Regions from separate parts of the Homo sapiens genome. Here region 2 is linked to region 1. A link is a loop called in an ENCODE intact Hi-C map of the cell type or tissue named here. Cell type or tissue: endothelial cell of umbilical vein. All regions are shown on one strand. Each heading gives the region's core, and the rest is flanking DNA. Links, peaks and the distances in the headings are about the cores only.

Evidence for each region. Peaks named below come from ENCODE experiments on the same cell type or tissue, not always from the same donor. Only the 100,000 strongest peaks of a DNase experiment are listed, where the experiment ranks them.
Region 2: it touches region 1 in a loop (9-fold over the local background); 6 of 110 quality-filtered maps call a loop at or near these places.

What each region holds. Positions count from the first base shown.
Region 1 is chr15:46,087,786-46,090,717 of GRCh38, reverse strand. No RefSeq gene overlaps it. Among named protein-coding and RNA genes, the nearest start is that of SQOR, 450 kb to the right of the region's middle. In endothelial cell of umbilical vein, for the core only: no CTCF peak of the experiment used is centred there; DNase peaks (open chromatin) are centred at 1,147 and 1,597; H3K27ac peaks cover 2,225 bases.
Region 2 is chr15:46,279,436-46,282,367 of GRCh38, reverse strand. No RefSeq gene overlaps it. Among named protein-coding and RNA genes, the nearest start is that of SQOR, 650 kb to the right of the region's middle. In endothelial cell of umbilical vein, for the core only: a CTCF peak has its summit at 1,387 (motif pointing left); a DNase peak (open chromatin) is centred at 1,437.

The DNA.
Region 1 (2,932 bases), core at 326-2,825:
GAATCCTTATTAGCATATGTAGGTGAATGGTTAATAGTACATAAAAAAGAACTTACTTTATTCACAATTTGTTAATGAATCCAAATCATTTTGAGCATCAATGCCTCAATCAGTGTCTTTCAAAATCCATCTCAAAACTTCCCAACCCACCATAGCCCCTGGGGATTTATGCCCTCCCTAAACCATCACTTATGTGTCATGACAGGGTACACATTACAACTAAAGCTCCTTGTGGATCCCGGCATCTAAACTGCAAAGAACATCAAATGTCTAAGTGAAATTTGTCACTTGATATTTTTGGACCCACATCATCACACAGTGTTAAACCTGAGTGGATCTGAGGTCATCTAGTTTACTTACCCTCTTCACATAAAGCTTCTTTACATGTAAAGTAAGTGACTTTCCTGGGGTCAAAAGATCATTGCACAGCAAATGTATGCTAGAAATATAGACTCTTGGCCCTGAATAGATGGCAAATACTTCATTGTTTCTGGATCAGATCTTATGGAAGCAGCCCTCTGTGTTACCTGATGATTTTTGCAATCCATGACTATGTCAACATGCTACGGAGATGAGAAACAAATTTGCTTTGATTTTATACACTGTTTGTGGCACAGAGATTGGTCACCTGCTTTTCCCAGCCCAGTTTGCAATGCCAGATTTATGGCATTTTTAAATTCTGCCTGCTAATTCCTTGCTACTCTGCTTTTCCAAATCAAATTCAGTCAGACTTATCTAGCTCTGTCTGAATGTGTCCCTTGATTGAGTGATGTTAGTTCAAGAAAAAACACTCAAATCAATTTAATGCAAATTCCCATTCACAGCCTGGTTGACCCATCAGGATACTGACAATAATAGATTGGGGTACTTAATTCCTAAGGCATGTGACTCATCGAAGGCTTAGTAATCAATTTCCATTGCTGCGACTGCATAATTCATCTTTGGTGCTCTTAAGCTCTGGAATACCAAGTGTCTGTTCATTTTTTTTAAGGCCTACACATTCCTTCCGAATAGCAAAGCCCTTTTCGTGTCTCTGCAATCATTTCCTTATCTAAATTTCCATATGCCACCCTGGCAAGGTGTCCCACCTGTGAAGGCTTTAGATCAATAAAAATAATTGGCATGTTTTCCCTCCAGTTGCAGATGCCTGAAATAGATTACATGCTGCTCTAGCAGACAATAGGAAGATGAAATGGAGGCTGGTCACTGCCTCTATCCACATTAGCTATTAACTCTCTACAGGACAGCCAGTAGGGATTCTTATAGTTTGAACCCTGTTTCCCAAGATCCCCAATCTGTTTTATTCTCTAAGCATTAAAGTGAATGGGAAGCATATACAAATAGGCAACAAGCAGATGTCCTTTCCATTTCAAGAAAGGCATGCTGTGTTCCATCCAGACTGTACCTGCATTTGTCATTTTTTGTGTCTCTTTTCCTGTGACAAAAGCCTTATGTTGAGATCAGATTATGCCCTGGGAATTTTCTTTGGCAACTAGGTAAGGTTTTGTCTCAATTCTTAACTCTACAGGCAAGAAAATTGTTAAGTCAAATAAATCTGTAGAATAGAAGCCATTGTTTTACTAACTTTTGTCTACAGGAGCCAAGTGTTTACCCATAACTTTGATTTTCCTGAGGCAGGAAACTAAATTAGTCATGTTTCCTCTATGTACTTGTATTCCCCAGATACCGAAGACTATATGCACCACCAAGTCATTCATGAGAGCTGCAGTAGACATTCCATTCAGGATTATGTTTCTGTCACTTTCTGAGCAAATAACAAAAGTATTAAAGGAGCTAATCATGCCTCTGAAAACATAGTATTTCCCTTGGCCTTATCTCTTCTGATATAAATCTGTGTCCTCTCATTTTATAGAATTAAAAATCATTTATAAGAAAATAATGCCTAAAAAGAATTAGAAAAAGATAAGGATGTTAGTGAATGTGTAAGCTTACGCTCTATTCTGAGTAAGTCGCAAGAATGTGAGAAGTTGGAAAAAAGTACTTGTAGAAGTATAAGGAATGAGAGTACTTCTCAAAGTTGGGTGGATGCCATTAGCAGGAAATGTTCTTGCAGTAGTAACCCAGCAGTAATAAATATATATATATTTATGGTTATATAATAATTTATATATTTACATATATTTTATATATGTTGTATGTTTATATATAAATATATAACTTGTTTATATTTACACACATATGTATATAAATATATTACACATTATATGTATCTATGTAGTATATACATTTGCTTTATAACACATATGTATATATGTAATTTATATACACATATATACACATATATACATGTGTGTAAATATAAATATATACACATTTATATATTTATATATACACATATTTACATGCATCTATATGTAAATATATTTTATGTGTTAAATCATATATATAACATTCTAAAATTTAGCTAGAAACAAACTCCTTCCTCATAAAGCTTACAATATAATAAGTATTCAATGATAAAGCAGTCTCCTATACATATACATTTGTATATCCTATATAGACATTATTAATTACATTAAAATGTTTTCACTTGCCTTTTTGGTTGTTTGGAATTGAGTATGATAGACCCTTTTTTCCATTTTTACAGAAAAATAACAGTGCATTCATTTTAATACTACATATGGAATACATTGTACACTCGTGCTTTAAGACATCACAAGTTTGTACATATAAACTTGTGGGATAAACTTGTAAATATGGGGTTGAACCAACATGTTTGTTTGAATATGAGTGTGGTATTGACTGTATACATAGGTTCATTCTTTTGTGCATTAAAACTGATATTCTATTCTGAAGATGTCAGTCTTTAATCTTAGTAAGGAAAAACGAACATAATCAGCTACCCTTTAAAATCATGTAAAAGCCTAAAACTACAAAAGACTCAAATTTATGTTACTAAACAACAGAGACT
Region 2 (2,932 bases), core at 324-2,823, 190 kb before region 1:
GGTTTTCTCTATGATGTAGTTCAACTCCAGGCTAACCTTTACGAATCAGTTGCAAACTGTTTACACTGAAGACAAGTATAGGGGGCATATCTTTAACTCATCTAGGGAGTGAGGACTGCAGGAGAACATCCCCAAAAACGATGCTACAGAAAAAAAAATGTAGGAGAATAAGGATTTGATTTCAGGATGAGGATGTAGTCCCTCATTCAGATTCCCACAAAACATACCTACTCACTGAACTAACTACCCCTCCTAGGCAAAAAAAAAAAAGAAAAAGAAAAAAAAGAAGAAAGAAAGAAAAGAAAGAAAAGAAAAGGAGAAAGAGAAAACAGTAGCTTCCCCCATTAGAGTAAGCCCTGAGCAGTTGGCTCTTTTGCCTAATTGATAGCAGGAATTGGCTTGAAGTCCCATGGAAGAACAAATTTATCACATCTCTTTAATCCCTTAATTGTTGTCAAATTTCTGAAACAAAAATACTGTAAATACTGTCCAGAAATCTAGCTAGCTCAATTTGGAGTTCACTTACAGCTAAGCAGACTGAAGGTACTTGCTTGACCATAGCTTAAACTACTGATCTTTCACCAGACACTGGACTTTGGTGGTAGCCAGCTAACCAAACTCTAAGTGTCTATCATCTGAAGCAAGACAAATCAATGAATTTCTATAAAATCTCTTTAGGCAACCAGATAAACATTTTAATTCAATGATCAAATGGAACATTTGGTTATAGAATAACCTATTTGGGGAAAAGCCAATGGTTCTCAAGGGTATTGTACTCGGACCTATTTAATACCACCTTCATATACAGCTGCACACCAAGGGAATGCACAGATCCTTAGGGGAAAAAATAAATTCCTCTCTTTTCCATTTGTCAAAGAACAAATAAGAGTAGCTATGAGGGGCAGAGTCTTTTACCATTCTCTTTTAAATAATTAATGGCATAAATGCAGCTGCTATTCCTGGATGACCCTAGTCAGAAGCATCTCAGTCACTGCCTTTTACTGCTCCGTCACCTGAAAGGGGTGGAGCTGAGAAGTCATTAGCTGTCATGCATCTGAAACCACCTGGAGCTGTCAAGCCAGCAGCTCTCCATCACAGCTCTACAGTAAGGACACAGCTATTTTTGTCCATTAGAGATCATTTTAGTTCTTGTCTGTAGTTCAGGATAACTGAACTATAAAATATTATTTTATCTTGATATAATATATGACCTTGTCAAATTGTTCTACATAGGTAAGTTGCCTTTTAAAATAACGAAAACCAGAAGAGAAATCTTTGCATGGACTTGCAATCTATCCAAGTCTCCTTATAGACACAAAGCCTGCCTGCTTCCTGCATATAAAGGACTGGGGCTGAGTACTCTTCCCTCTGCTGGTCTTGTACCTAAGTCACTGCATAGGACATTAATTTTCACTGATGCTTGGAGTCAAAACGAGGGCCAGGGGGCAGTACTACACTATGGTTAGGTATGAGAAATACCTTGATGTCCATTTTGCATGCCCTCTACTCTTCACCAAAAGCACTGTTTATAAATTTAAGAGTGGGCTTTAAAAGGCAAGGTAACAGGACTAGTTTGGTGGGAAGATAATGTCGAACTTTCTATATTCAGTCTCAAGGCATGTGTGTTTGCTAATGAGAAGTTTATTAAGTCTTTTACGTCCATTGCCCCCTTTAATCATCCTGTAAAATAGACAGGTCATCTCCTTTTCTGCAGATGAGAAAACTAAGGTAAAGTAACTTGCTCAAAGTCAGACAAAACAGTTGCTGATGAAGGCAGATTCAATCCTAAATTTTCTGACTCTCAAACCAGTGCTTTTTGCACTAGAGTATCCTACCCCTCTGTACCTTATATTGTCTCAATAATGCATGTGGACCTGCCATCCACCATCCATGAATTTATGCAGACACTTTTATAATTTTCAGACTTACAACATAACCAACTCATACCAACTTGGAGTAACTAGTTCCATAAGACTGGAAAAATGGAAAGCAAAATTTTTCTCCTCCCTCCCTCCCTCCCCTTCCCTCATTCCCTCCTTTCCTTCTTTTATTTTATTTGAGGGGGTGTTAATGTATTGCTCAAAGGAAACCTTCCTATTTCTAGCACTTCCCCATTTCTCCATTTGAGAAAAATGTTTGTGCTCACTCACTCCACTTTTTATAAATTTTTATCACATCCCTTCTCAGCCTTTGACTCTTCACACTGTTCAAGTTTTCGCTCAACCATACCTTGCCACCTCTAGCCCAGGGCAGATGCAGCTTAGATTGGCAAAACCTATGTGACAGGTCATTATCACTGACTGCTCTACTCTAAGAAACTTGGAGTTAGCTCAACACAAACAGCATTTCTGTTTCCAGCTCCTTCATTTAATCCCATGGGTTCTTTAGGTATATATAAGGCTTTTCTCTGTTTAAGCGTAAACCTCTTTCGGGTTAAGGTAAAGTTGTATTCCTTTCTGCCTCTTCTTACAGCATCTAGTCTAGTGTCTAAAAACTCAGCCGCTAAAGAGTAAATATTTACAAAATGAACAATTATCCCTTTGGTTGCACTAGGTTCTCCCATCTCTTTGGCCATTTTAACATCTTTTTTCAGAAATTCTTTGATTTCAAGGTCGGAAGCTTTAGAGAGACTTTGAGGTGTCGATTGTTGTTGTTTTGTCCACAGGTATGGGTGCTATATTCCAGCTTACTTCTAAGCCCTGACTGACAGTGTCTGGCATCTTACTGGACTTTATGACCACACGGCTTAGATAGGTTCATAGTGACAGGATTAATTCTCTGGTGCATGGTTAATAGATCAGAACGTTTTGGTCCGTAACACATATCTACACAAATAAGTATTTTCAAAAGTGTTTTTTCATATTTCTCTCACAGACATTTGTATGCTATTTTTCTTCCCATTTCCATAGCCTGTGAGATGTTCCTACCGTGT